Linked DNA regions of Homo sapiens: region 1 is linked to region 2. A link is an interaction called in ENCODE POLR2A ChIA-PET data of the cell type or tissue named here. Cell type or tissue: PC-9. All regions are shown on one strand. Each heading gives the region's core, and the rest is flanking DNA. Links, peaks and the distances in the headings are about the cores only.

The links. Peaks named below come from ENCODE experiments on the same cell type or tissue, not always from the same donor. Only the 100,000 strongest peaks of a DNase experiment are listed, where the experiment ranks them.
Region 1: POLR2A ChIA-PET joins it to region 2 with 7 read pairs; 3 of 35 experiments call an interaction of 5 or more read pairs at or near these places.

Annotation. Positions count from the first base shown.
Region 1 is chr4:139,018,180-139,024,606 of GRCh38, forward strand. All of the region lies in intron 1 of NOCT (nocturnin), which reads left to right. Among named protein-coding and RNA genes, the nearest start is that of NOCT, 5.6 kb to the left of the region's middle. In PC-9, for the core only: no CTCF peak of the experiment used is centred there; no DNase peak of the experiment used is centred there.
Region 2 is chr4:138,894,762-138,901,188 of GRCh38, forward strand. All of the region lies in intron 2 of LOC105377448 (a long non-coding RNA gene), which reads right to left. Among named protein-coding and RNA genes, the nearest start is that of NOCT, 120 kb to the right of the region's middle. RefSeq lists a silencer at 5,194-5,383. In PC-9, for the core only: no CTCF peak of the experiment used is centred there; DNase peaks (open chromatin) are centred at 3,270 and 3,630; H3K4me3 peaks cover 680 bases; H3K27ac peaks cover 1,889 bases.

The DNA of each region.
Region 1 (6,427 bases), core at 992-4,991, 120 kb after region 2:
ATTTTAAGAACAACATTGTTAGAGGTTTGAGGTAGGAAAAGTAAAAGAAAACCAGGTGATGTCTTCTGTACCAGCTTATATCTTAAATTCCCTCAAAGTCTCAGAGGCAGGGTTAGTAGGTACCTCCTCATGGGAATACTGTTAGCTTGTGTAAAACATAGATGGCTGTGTTATCTGAGTAATTACTGTTATCTGAGTAATAATATCAGGTCAGATTGGAATGTTGGGCTTTTGACCCAAGAAAGTGTTTAATGAACTTCTTTTAAGAAATCCCCTGAAACCCCCTAGTTTTACAGATAAGGAAATTGAAGGACTTTATGGTACTTAAACTTTTGTAGGCAGTTACTATAAAGTCTAGACAATTTTCCTGTTCATGCATTTTTAGCTTCAGCAGCTTGTTGGAAGAAACATGCCTGCATTGATTCATTCATTGCTTGTTCACTCATTCCAGATCTTTACAGAATGTCTCACACAATGTAGGTGCTTTATTATGGGAGTTAAAAACATGAGCTTTAGTCAGTCCCTAAGGAGTTTACTGCCCAGTAAGAGATGAGATTTGCACAATGAAATGGCTGTTTAATGAAATGAAACACCTTTTATTCTCTTGACTTGGAAATGGCACAAGGGTGCAGGAAAGCAGGAAGTCCCTTTTGGGCTTCTAGAAATGGGTGGCATTTCAGCTGGCTCTTGAAGCATGGTTAGGATTGGAAGAGATTACTATAAAGCGTTTTGTTTGGAAAAAGCAGGAGTAAATGCAGAAAGGCATGAGACACACACAGATGAGGAAGGGTGAGAGAAGAGGCACTTTGCAAAAATGGACATTGTTTTCCAAAGAGCCTCAGACCCAGCACTAAGTGCTTTTTAATTTTAATTTTTATTTTTATTTTTTTTGAGACAAGGTTCTCTCGCACTGTTGCCCAGGATGGAGTGTAGTGGCGCCACCTCTGCTCACTGCAACCTCCACCTCCCAGGCTCAAGCAGTTCTCCTGTCTCAGCCTCCTGAGCAGCTGTGACTACAGGCACACGCCACTGTGCCGGGCTAATTTTTGTATTTAGTAGAGACAGGATTTCAACGTGTTGCCCGGGCTCGTCTCAAACTCCCCAGCTCTGGTGATCCACCTGCTTTGGCCTTCCAAAGTGCTGGGATTACAGGTGTGAGCCACTGCGCCCAGCCTATGAAGTGCTTTTTTAAAATGCAGATTCTTGGATCCTACTGTAGACCTATTAAGTCTGAGTCATTCATGATGGGCCCTGGATTCCACATAACCAAATGAAATGACAAAAAGAATAACTCCAGATTGTTCTTCTATGCCCTCAAATTTGGACATCTGGCACCCATATGTGAGAGAGACATTGAAGGGGCCAAAAGCTCCTCTCCACTCCTGAGCCTTGTGGTGGGGAGTAGTGAGTCCCGACAGCTGTCCACATTTGCTAATCAGTTCCTGCATAACTTATGCCCCTTGGCAATTGGTAGTTATTGGGAAGATAAGTACAGTCCCTTTGGAGTTATCAGATTCCAGGTTGTTAGAATTAAAAGGTGACCCTAGGGATGATCTCGGTGTTTGGCTTTCTTTTCTCAAGGATAGCAGCCCCCCTAAGAAGTAGCAGTTGCCACAGTTACTGTACTGGATGAAACGCAGTTGGAAGTCATCTGTGGATTTATAAATGCTATCCTCCACATCCCTCCTCCTCAGAGAATGAAGAGCTGGCTGAACTACTGTTCTCTACCATTAGAACATTTGCTTTTTTTCATGGTACAATTTATAGGCAAATGCCACCAGCTCATTTGAGAAGGCAGCTTTATTTAATATGTCCTTTAACTATGTGAGTAAACTGCTTATGAGAGAGAAGAAACGGGAAAGCTTGTCATTATCAAGCTGCTATGGAATAAATTGCTTTCCTTGTGGGAAAACTAATGTATGATTTTTCTGTTAGCATTCAATGGCAACAGTTTAAACATGGTGAACTGGGGTTCTTTGGGGTTAATAACCATGGCTCCAGATTCACATTCCACACACTTAACATTTGTAAATCATTTAACCTTGCTTGCTGTCTCAACACTAGACTTTACCTAGAACAAATGAATAAGATCAATTGATAGCAATTTATCCACAAGCTTTATTGAATAGTACATGTAAAAGGTGACATGACTAATTGCAGTGGGAGTTGAGAAGAAAGAAATCAGTGTGGCTGAATTTGTCAAGAAATGCTTTGCTTCTAATAGGTGAAAAAGGAGGGTGTTTTGGAAGGGGACAGTTTGCGGGGTGGTGGGGGCAGGCAGAGAAGACCACACACACAATGCCTGGAAGAAGGTGGCGCTCGCATGCAGGAGCTGTGGCAAGCATCTTAGGAAAAGGGGTAGAGGCAGAATCATTTGGGACAGTTGTTAAAATGCAGATTTCTGGCCTTTCAGCCCTCTGCTTGATCAGTTTCCTGTGGAGAAGCCCGGTGGAGTGCATATTTAACAAGTGCCTCAGGGGATTCTTCCAAAAAGATTAGGGAGTATTTATGAGCTCTGCCCCTCCTTTCCCCAAAGGTACTTATTCCTGGAAAGCTTGAGAAGCTCTGGAGAGGATTCTGGAAGAGCCTTAAGACCTTTGGTCTGGCCGGGCACAGTGGTTCACGCCTGTAATCCCAGCACTTTGGGAGGCCGAGGTGCGGATCACTTGAACTGAGGCATTCAAGACCAGCCTGGGCAACATGGTGAAACCCTGTCTCTACTTACATTAGAAAAAAAATAGCCAAGTGTGGTGGTGCACACCTGTACATCCCAGCTGCTTCGGAAACTGAGGCAGGAGAATCACTTGAACCCAGGAGGCGGAGGTATCAGTGAGCCGAGATTGCGCCATTGCACTCCAGCCTGGGCGACAGTAGGAGCAATACTCTGTCTCAAAAAAAAAAAAAAAAAAAGGATCTTTGAGCTTGGGGCCTAAGGCAGTTCAAGAGACCCCTGAGAAAGAACATTGACCCCCGAAAAAAGCAGCTTTAAAAAATTGTATATTTTGTCGAGACGGGTTTTGCCGTGTTGCCCAGGCTGGTCTCGAAATCCTGGGCTCAAGCAATCCTCCCGCCTCAGCCATCCAAAAGTGCTGAGATTACAGGCATGAGCCATCACGCCCCGCCAAAAGCAGCTTTTAAGAAAGGGAAGAAATTCCAGGGCCGGGCACAGTGGCTCAAGCCTGTAATCCCAGCACTTTGGGAGGCCAAGGCAGGCGGATCACCTGAGGTCGGGAGTTCGAGACCAGCCTGACCAACATGGAGAAACCCCATTTCTACTAAAAATACAAAATGAGCTGGGCGTGGTGGCACGCACCTGTAATCCCAGCTACTCTCAAAGAAAAAAAAAAGGGAAGAAATTTGCATATTAATGAAAGTTCAGTGAGAGGAAACTTGAGACTGAGGTTGTAATGGGAGTGTATCCATGTAGTCACTCTAAGTCACAACTTAGAGTAAAATGAGGTTTCTATGATGTTTACTAAAAGAAAAGTGAGGTAATTGTGTTCTGGCTTCTTGGAGTTAGGAAGGGAGATACAGCGTCTGTATTTGCTGTCAGGAGTCACTGGTGACTAATTACAGTTTTTCTGGTTTTTTTTTTTTTTAGACAGTTTTGCTCTTGTTGCCCAGGCTGGAGTGCAGTGGCGCAATCTTGGCTCACTGCAACCTGTGCCTCCCGGGTTCAAGCAATTCTCCTGCCTCAGCCTCCCAAGTAGCTGGGACTACAGGCATGCGCCACCATGCCCGGCTAATTTTTTTGTATTTAGTAGAGACAGGGTTTCACCATGTTGGTCAGGCTCCTCTCGAACTCCTGACCTCAGGTGATACACCCGCCTTGGCCTCCCAGAGTGCTGGGATTACAGGTGTGAGCCACCACGCCCGGCCACTAATTAGAGTTTATAGGGCTTTGATAGCCACTTAAGTGGTGGTTATACTTCAGTAGATAATTAGAAATTTGAAGGACAGTGTGCCTGGGCGTTTAGCCTCATAGTAAACCTGTTTGGACTTCCACGGAAAGCAGCTAAGATACTTTTTATTTATTGTTATTCTTAGAATGGGAGAAAATCAGCCTTCCCACGGAGGGAGTGAGACCTCAAGTGAAAACCTTAGCTGTCCTCTGTATCTATGTGGCCTCAAAGCAACACTTGAATCATATATTAATACTTAGCAAGAATTCAGTGTCAGGTATGTGGGCAACAGTGCCCAGGGGAAAGAAGGCTAAACAAAATTGGTACCATCCAATTTGAATGTCCTTATAACAATTTTTTTCTCCTTCCAGTATATAAAAAAATGCGTGGGTCCCATTCAGATCTTCTGGATTTTAATATCTCCAAGTGGGGCCTGAGCATCTGCTGATTCTGACATAGGCTCCGGGTAGACAACAGCCACATATTGACAACACAGGCGGACACCTGTGAGGAGGCTCGTTTTACTAAATGCTTAGAAGCCTATTCTAAGTCTCTCAGTGATGTGATTCTCCTGTCCAAAAGTTAGAGACCACTGTTGGATTGTGGAGAGTTGTGCAGAAAGGAAAATATTTATTTTATTTATTGTAGAGACAGGGTCTCACTGTGTTGCCCAGGCTGCTCTTGAGCTCTTGGCAAGTCCATGAAAATAAGTGCTTAGAAGTTACGATGCTGCCCGGGTACCGTGGCTCATGCCTGTAATCCCAGCACTTTGGGAGGCCAAGGAGGTGGGGGGAATCACTTGAGGTTAGGAGTTCGAGACCAGCCTGGGCAGCATGGCAAAAACCCCATCTTTATGAAAAATGTAAAAATTAGCCGGGTGTTGGTGGTGTGTGCCTGTAATCCCAGCTATTCGGGAGGCTGAGGCAGGAGAATTGCTTGAACCAGGGAGGTGGAGGTTGCAGCTAGCTGAGATCGTACCACTGTACTACAGCCTGGGCAACACAGCAAGACTCCATCTCAAAAAAAAAAAAGAAGTTATGATGCATCCAAAGTGACAATAAGAATTGTTCCGGAAGGATATCTGGGAAATTCCTTGGTCTTGATGCATCCTTTCTAGCTGTCTTCCTTTCCCTTTTCTATCTTTCCTCCAACTCTGAGGTTCCAGTACTTAAACAGCTCTGTTTGCCGATCTGCAAATATGCTTGTGACTGCAAATATCTTGTCTAGTACAGGGTGCAAAGTAAGTTACACTGCAGATTCTAATAATACCTGGGATATAATACTTTTCTATTTCCTCTTGTGTGTTTTGCTTTTATGGATGCTAATTATCATTGAAGGTCTGCTGAAGGAAAATGTTTATCTTTCAAATCTTGTAGGTCAAATAGACTCTCTGAGACTTAGTTCTAGAATTAGTTTAATATTTTATTTTTTTGAGATGGAGTCTTGCTCTGTTCCTCAAGCTGGAGTACGATGGCGCGATGTCAGCTCACTGCAACCTCCGTCTCCCGGGTTCAAGCGATTCTCCTGCCTCAGCCTCCCGAGTAGCTGGGGATTACAGGCCCCTGCCACCATGCCCTGCTAATTTTTTGTATTTTTAGTAGAGACGGGGTTTTGCCATGTTGGTCAGGCTGTTCTCGAACTCCTGACCTCAGGTGATACACCCGCCTCGGCCTCTCAAAGTGCTGGGATTACAGGCACCATGCCCGGCCTTGCCTCTGAACTTTTAAAGACCATTGTGAGTATTGATTATCTGTAGAAGCTTACAAGATTTCCTTATCTTTGGTATTCAAAAGATCCATCAGGTTGAATGTCTCAGCATCTGATGCGCCCATCCAATCTAAAGACATGCCTTAGCACATTAAAAGTTTGTATCGGTTGTCTACTGTATTGTCTCTTGTTCTCATGTTCTTGAACTCCTGTTAGATTGTTGGCCATATGGATCTATCCTCCGTGTCTATTCATCCTTTTTTTTTTTTTTTTTTTTTAAATTATTTTAGAGACAGAGTCTCCACTTTGTCACCCAGGCTGGAGTGCACTGGTGTGATCATAGCTCACTGTAACCTCCAACTCCTGGGCTGAAGTGATCCTCCCACTTCAGCCTCTGAAGTAGCTGGGACTATAGGTGTGCTCCACCATGCCTACCTACTTTTATTTTTTTGTAGAGACACGGGTCTCAGCTCAGACTGGTCTCAAACTCCTGGGCTCAAGCAGTCCATCTGCTTCTGCCTCCCAAAGTACTGGATTACAAGCATGAGGCACCTAGCCAGGCCTCCATTCATATTTTAGTGTTTTTATCTCTTCTCTGTTGCATGAGATTTTCTGAAAATTTTTGTTCTGCAGTCATTTTAAATTCCTAGACATTTCTAGTTGTTTAATTGCTCCTTTTTTCATAGAAACCTGTTTTGTGTCTATAATGTCTCTCGTACTTTAAATATATCAAGATGTGTGTGTGCCTGTTTCTCCTTTAGGCCTCTTTCCTGGAGAGGAAGGGAGTTTTGCATGTTGTTTTATTTGTTTGTTTGTTT
Region 2 (6,427 bases), core at 1,098-5,097:
TACTCCTCAGGTTCTCCTTCAGCAGCCTAGCCTGAGCTTTCTTACATGAGGTCCACACTTCAAGGCAGCAAGTGGGAACACGCCACACCTTTCAAGGAGCAGGCTTAGAACTTGTACAACATTGCTTCCACCACATTATGTATTGGTCAAGGACAGCACAAATCCAAAGAATGGGGAAGTAGGCTGTGTCTCCTAGTGAAAGGAGAAGCAAAGAACTTGTAGACACTTGAAATTATACTTCATAGAGTGCACAGGCAGAGATATGAGGAAATCTTGAAGCACAGATGGTTCTGAAAATAAAATCAAAGTGGATGCTACATTTGTGCCCCCTACACCCACACTTAGCAATGTGCTGGCAGCATGGCCTCCCTTTACCTAATAACTCTTATTCTCCTCACATCCTTTTCAATCGCATATCTCTCTCCTTTTCTTGTATTCTCCTTTTCTTTTCAAAAACAATAAAGCCTCTTAATATTGTTAATATTATCAAGACTGGAAAAAATATTAATCGTGACACATTTTCCAAAATCATCCAGCCTCAAAATTTCTGAGTCCACTGTAACTTGTCTCTCTCCCTTTCCCCTCACAATTGGTCATCGCCAAGGCTGGGCGCAGTGGCTCACGCCTGCAATCCCAACACTTTGGGAGGCCAAGGCAGGCGGATCACAAGGTCAGGAGTTCGAGATCAGCCTGAACAACATGGTGAAACCTCATCTCTACTAAAAATACAAAAATTAGCCGGACGTGATGGCACACACCTGAAATCCCAGCTACTCCGGAGGCTGAGGCAGGAAAATCGCTTGAACCCAGGAGGCGGAGGTTGCAGTGAGCTGAGATCGTGCCCCTGCACTCCAGCCTGGGGAACAGAGCAAGACTCCATCTCAAAAAAAAAAAAAAAAAAAAATTGGTCATTGCCTAGCCCGTGGATACTATCTTTGCAATACTGTTATGTCCCCAGAGCATGTCCCCTGCTGTGTACTCATACCATCAACATCCTTACTTAGGCTCTCACTATTTCTCTACCCACCATTTACTAGTTACAGGTCATTGGTAACTTCCTTTAGGTTTCTATGCTCCCTGTTTCCTAATCTGTAAAATGGGAACAATAATGTACTTATCTGTCAGAGATGTAGTGAAGATTAAATGAGATATTCTGTATGAAGTATGTAGCACAGAGCCTAGCACATTAGCAAATGCTCATTGACCATAACCTGTTAGAGTCACCCTGCCATAATTCATCTTTCCTGTTTACCTGATTGTTTCTCCTATTCAAAAAACATCAATGAGTCCCCCAAAGCCCTTGAAAATAAATTCCTCAAGCTGATATTTAAGGCCTTTCATATCTGACCCTATCGTACCTTTCCATTCTTGCTTTTCTCTTCAAAATGCCCTATTCTTTTGATGAAGACCCTCACACTTTCCCCCTAATTCACACTCAACCTTCAAACATACACCCACACTCAATCACCAACTGCCCACTCAGACTGTCTTAGCCCATTTTGTGCTACTAAAACAGAATACCACAAACTGGGTAATTAATAATAAACAGGAGTTTATTCCTCACAGTTCTGAAGGCTGGGAAATCCAAGATCAAGGTAGCAGCAGGTTTGGTGTCTGGTGAAGGCCCAGTGTCTGCATCCAAGAGAGTGCCTTGAACACTGCATCCTGCAGTGTCCTCACACGGCAGAAGGCTGAAGCAGGGAACCCATTCCCAGAAGCTCTTTTTTTTTTTTTTTTGAGACGGAGTCTTGCTCTGTCGCCCAGGCTGGAGTGCAGTGGCGCCATCTCAGCTCACTGGAAGCTCCGCCTCCCGGGTTCCCGCCACTCTCCTGCCTCAGCCTCGTGAGTAGCTGGGACCATAGGCGCCCGCTACCACGCCCGGCTAATTTTTTGTATTTTTAGTAGAGATGGGGTTTCCCCGTGTTAGCCAGGATGGTCTCAATCTCCTGACCTCGTGATTCGCCCGCCTCGGCCTCCCAAAGTGCTGGGATTATAGGCGTGAGCCACCACGCCCAGCCCCAAAAGCTCTTTTTAATTCAGCATTACTCCATTCAAGAAGGCAGTGTCCTTATGGCCTAAACACCCCATCAGGCCCCACCTCTCAACACTGCTGCATTTGGGATTAAGTTTCAAACATATGGTCTTAAGAGGAGACAAACATTCAAACCATAATAACTAGTGCCCTCAGATACACAACCAATTCACAATCCCTGTCTTAGGGACTTCTGTCACCTCAAAAAAAAAAACAATTCTATTACACATTTTCTCATTCTCCATTCTGCAACTCCGGCATCAGACAATCCTTTCGTCCTTTGAACATCAAAATAATGCTTCTCTTATTGCACTTACACTATGCTCGGTATCACAGTTCTGACTAATCTAACACACTGGAATGCAAGCTCTTAGAACCATGTCTTTTCATCCAATTTACCCAGCTATGTTTGATTCAGTTCCGTGTACATAACAGACCCTCAGTAAACATTTTTGGAATTAAGAGAGAGAACTAACCCCTGCATTATCAGCATATTGAACCCAAACCATATCAGGCTGTAAGGGCTATATTTTGACCCAAAATTTAGCCCCCAACCTGATGTAATAATGCCCCATAATATTACTATGTTCTGTACACTTGTATCAACACACAAACATGTACAATTCACTGCCTCAACCTCTTTCCATATATTGTTGAAGAATTCATGGGAGCAAGAGGTTCTCAAAGGTCTCATTCACTCCTGATTTTTTGTCCCTTTTCACAGGACCTGTGGGTATATCATCTCTGACTGGTAGTATTTTAAATTTACCCAGTGGTATTTAAATTTATCTGATAGCATTTTAAATTGATCTAATTTATTTAATTTACTTAGTCTAATTAAACATCATCTCCACCTGATGTTATTTAACTTCACCTAATGGTATTTTAAATTTATCACAGTCTAGAAGTTAATCAGAATCAATAAAATTGGTTTAGGGCAGTGCTTCTCAAAGTGTTGTCCCTGGACCAGCAACAGCATCAGGATACTTGGGAGAAATACAAATTCTCAGAATCAAACCCAAACCTACTGAATCAGAAACTCAGGGAGTGCCTGGCCAGCTTTCATTTTCACAAACCCTGCAGGTGAGTCAGATGCATGCTTGTTTGAGAACCACTGGTGAAGGGATTGAGTGAAATTGTTTCTGGACAAATAAACTGGTAACACAGATGGGAGATAAGAAATTTTTTGATGAAAATGAACTATCCCTGGGTTGTGGTTTGCATAGATTTGCAGGAGACCAGCCGAGATAGCAGATGAATGTAGTGGCTGAGACCTAATTCTCTGATTGGCCAAGGTACAAGATACGCATCTGTTTACTCTGGAACTAAGAGGATAGGGAATGTGTCATAATGTGACACTGTCAGCACACAGAGTTATTTTTAGAGCTAGGTTTTTGCTTCACAAGTAGAAGAAGGATTTAGAATACACTCAGAAGAATACAGTATATAAATGTCTTCCAATTGTGGGTTTTCCCTTCACAATGGTAAATTCAGAAATAAAAAGAGCCGAGTGATTGATTGCACAGTGGCTCACGTAACAGTGGAGACAGCCAGCCTCACCTGCAAGTATTCAAGCATGTTAATTGGTGCCTAGGTGGCTCAGGAGCCTCACCTGATCTGAGATGGCTGCTGGTGGCACACACACTCTCATGTGCAATAGGATTACTTAATTAACCTCTACAACACCAAAGGGCCAAGGCACCCCAGAGCCACTTTTTTGCTGCATAACTACTTCTTATCTTCATTAAGTCTAGTGACAGCTTTCCTAACAGTAGGAAATCATGCCTTAGCCTATGCTTGATGACTCATTACTAAGCCAAGTTAAGCAAAATCTGTGGCTTTCCAAAAAATACAGTAGGGACTGGTAAAAGTTTAAAAATTCATTCTATACAGAGTGCTATTGGCTAAGTTCCTTAATCAAAGGATTTTTCGTGATTTCTTGGAGAATCAAATTGGCTGCGGAGATTTAGCTATCTATTTTAGAGATGTGTAGGAGACATTCGGCAAGAAAGAGTAAGCATAAGAAGATTCAAGGAACTTGCAGGGAGCAAGAATTTTGCACCTACGTTTTCAAAAATCAAGATGTAAGTGAGTACGGTCAGGTCTACAATTGGGAGTCAAAGTGGAGCTCAAATCACAAGTAGCTATATAGGCCAGGTGCGGTGGCTCATGCTTATAATCCTAACACTTTGGGAGAGCAAGGTGGGAAGATCACTTGAGGCTAAGAGTTCAAGACCAGCCTGGGCAAAATAGAAAAACCATGTCTCTACAAAAAATAAGTAAATAAATTTAATTAGCCAGGCATTGTGGCATAGCCCTGTAGTTCCAGCTACTCAGGAGGCTGAGGCAGGAAGATCACTTGAGCTCAGCAGTTCAAGGTTATAGTGAGCTATGATCGCACCACTGCACTCCAGCCTGGGCAACAGAGTGAGACACTGTCTCTAAAATAAAGATGAAAAAGTAGCTATATAAAATTATGAATTATAAAGCATTGTAGAGAAAACTCTATGACTATCAGAAAATTATTAAATATATTATGTTCAGCATCCAATGTAGATTCTATCTGGCACCAGACACTATAGAGAGCGACATTCATTGACAAGTAGCTTGACGTAACTTTGGATCCTAGGGTCCCAGTAATTTTAGGAAGAACTGATTTTATAATGTTCTCCTCCCTTCCTCTTTCCCAGTTCCACATCAATTAAAATATAAAACCCAAGAACAAATACATTTTCAGAAAGGGAAGAATCTCTTATCCTTGACAAAGCTACAGAAGAGCTATCAGTACAGTTAAGAACAGTATGAAATCCTGCCTCAGGTTCTCTGCCATCCCTTCTCGCCTTGTGAATTCACAGTGATTTATTCAGTACACAAATATTCAGCCTCTCACAAGTGCTAGATAAACGCTGTGCTGTTAACTGGGGATACATTCAAGAAGTCTGCAATCAAATGCAGTCGACCAGACTTTCATGAGAATCACCTGAGGCACGTGTTAAACTACCAATATCCAGGCCGCATGCCAAACCTTCTTAATCAGAATCTCTGTGGATGTAATCTTAGAATCTGTGGGCCTCAGAGGCCACCATAGGTATTGAAGCCCACTGATCTGTGTTAATAGGGAAAGTTTATCCCCATTCCTCCAAATTAAGATGGCTTTTCCTTAGCCAAGAGACTAGTTCCATGGAGGGAAAGCTGCATGCATGGTGGTTTCAAGCAAAGGCACCCACCACTTTGGCCTTGCACAAAGACATGCAGTTTTGGCAAAAGCAAACGAACCACTAGGGAAAGGTGCAGACCACTTGGCCTTCAGCTATGGCTGGTGGACATGAGGGAGGTGTCATCAGAAGTGGCACAATTTGCTGCAATTGTACTTAATGTGTGTGTTTAGGTGGGTTGGAAGTTCCCGTGACTCAGCAGAATTTGAAACTGGAGGCAGTAATTTGGGGGCTTTAATTTAAGAATATTCAACTCAAGGGCAAAAGATATTTAGCTCTAATTTTCGTCTTTTGGACTTTAACATATCTGGGCTTGAAATATTAAGATTTAATTATTGAATTTTAATCTCTCCCTGGGAATTTGATAATGGGAGAGATTCTACATCAAACTTTGGCATATCTCTATGTTGTTGGCATTTTATTATTAGATCTTGGCATCTCCTTGCAGATTGTCCAATATGTTATGTTGAACAACAGGACTAGAAGGGAAAGGGGTGCAATTTCTTGGGTCCTCTGTGTCCTCAACAGCTTTGTGGTATAACAGCAGAAACTTGCTAAAGGTTCATCAAGTGCTTGTTCTGACTGGGTCCCCTGACTCTGGCCTAAATGGCATTGGGAGGGGACTGGGACTAGAAAATTTAATAATGCAGTGGTTTTGCAAAACCAAATAGACTTATATCTGGGTCTTAAAAGGCATAGCCCAGGCCAGGTGCAGTGGCTCATGCCTGTAATCCCAGCACATCGGGAGGCGGAGGTGGGTGGATCATGAAGTCAGGAGATTGAGACCATCCTGGCCAACATGGTGAAACCCCATCTCTTCTAAAAATACAAAAATTAGCTGGGTGTGATGGCATACACCTGTAGTCCCAGCTACTCAGGAGGCTGAGGCAGGAGAATCGCTTGAATCCGGGAGGTGGAGGCTGCAGTGAGCCGAGATTGCGCGACTGCACTACAGCCTGGTGACAGAGGAAGATACTGTCTTAAAAAAAAAAAAAAAAAAAAAAAAAGCATAGCCCAGAAGCAATCATATACAGCATTTGGAAAGCCAGGTTTCAAAGATTCACTGACTCCTGTTGTCAGAGTAAGACCCAAGAATGGGATTGGGACCTAGAGAGTCCAATCAATGGTTTTAAACTAAAGGTTCTTAAAATATAGAATGCAGAGCAACAACGTCAGCACC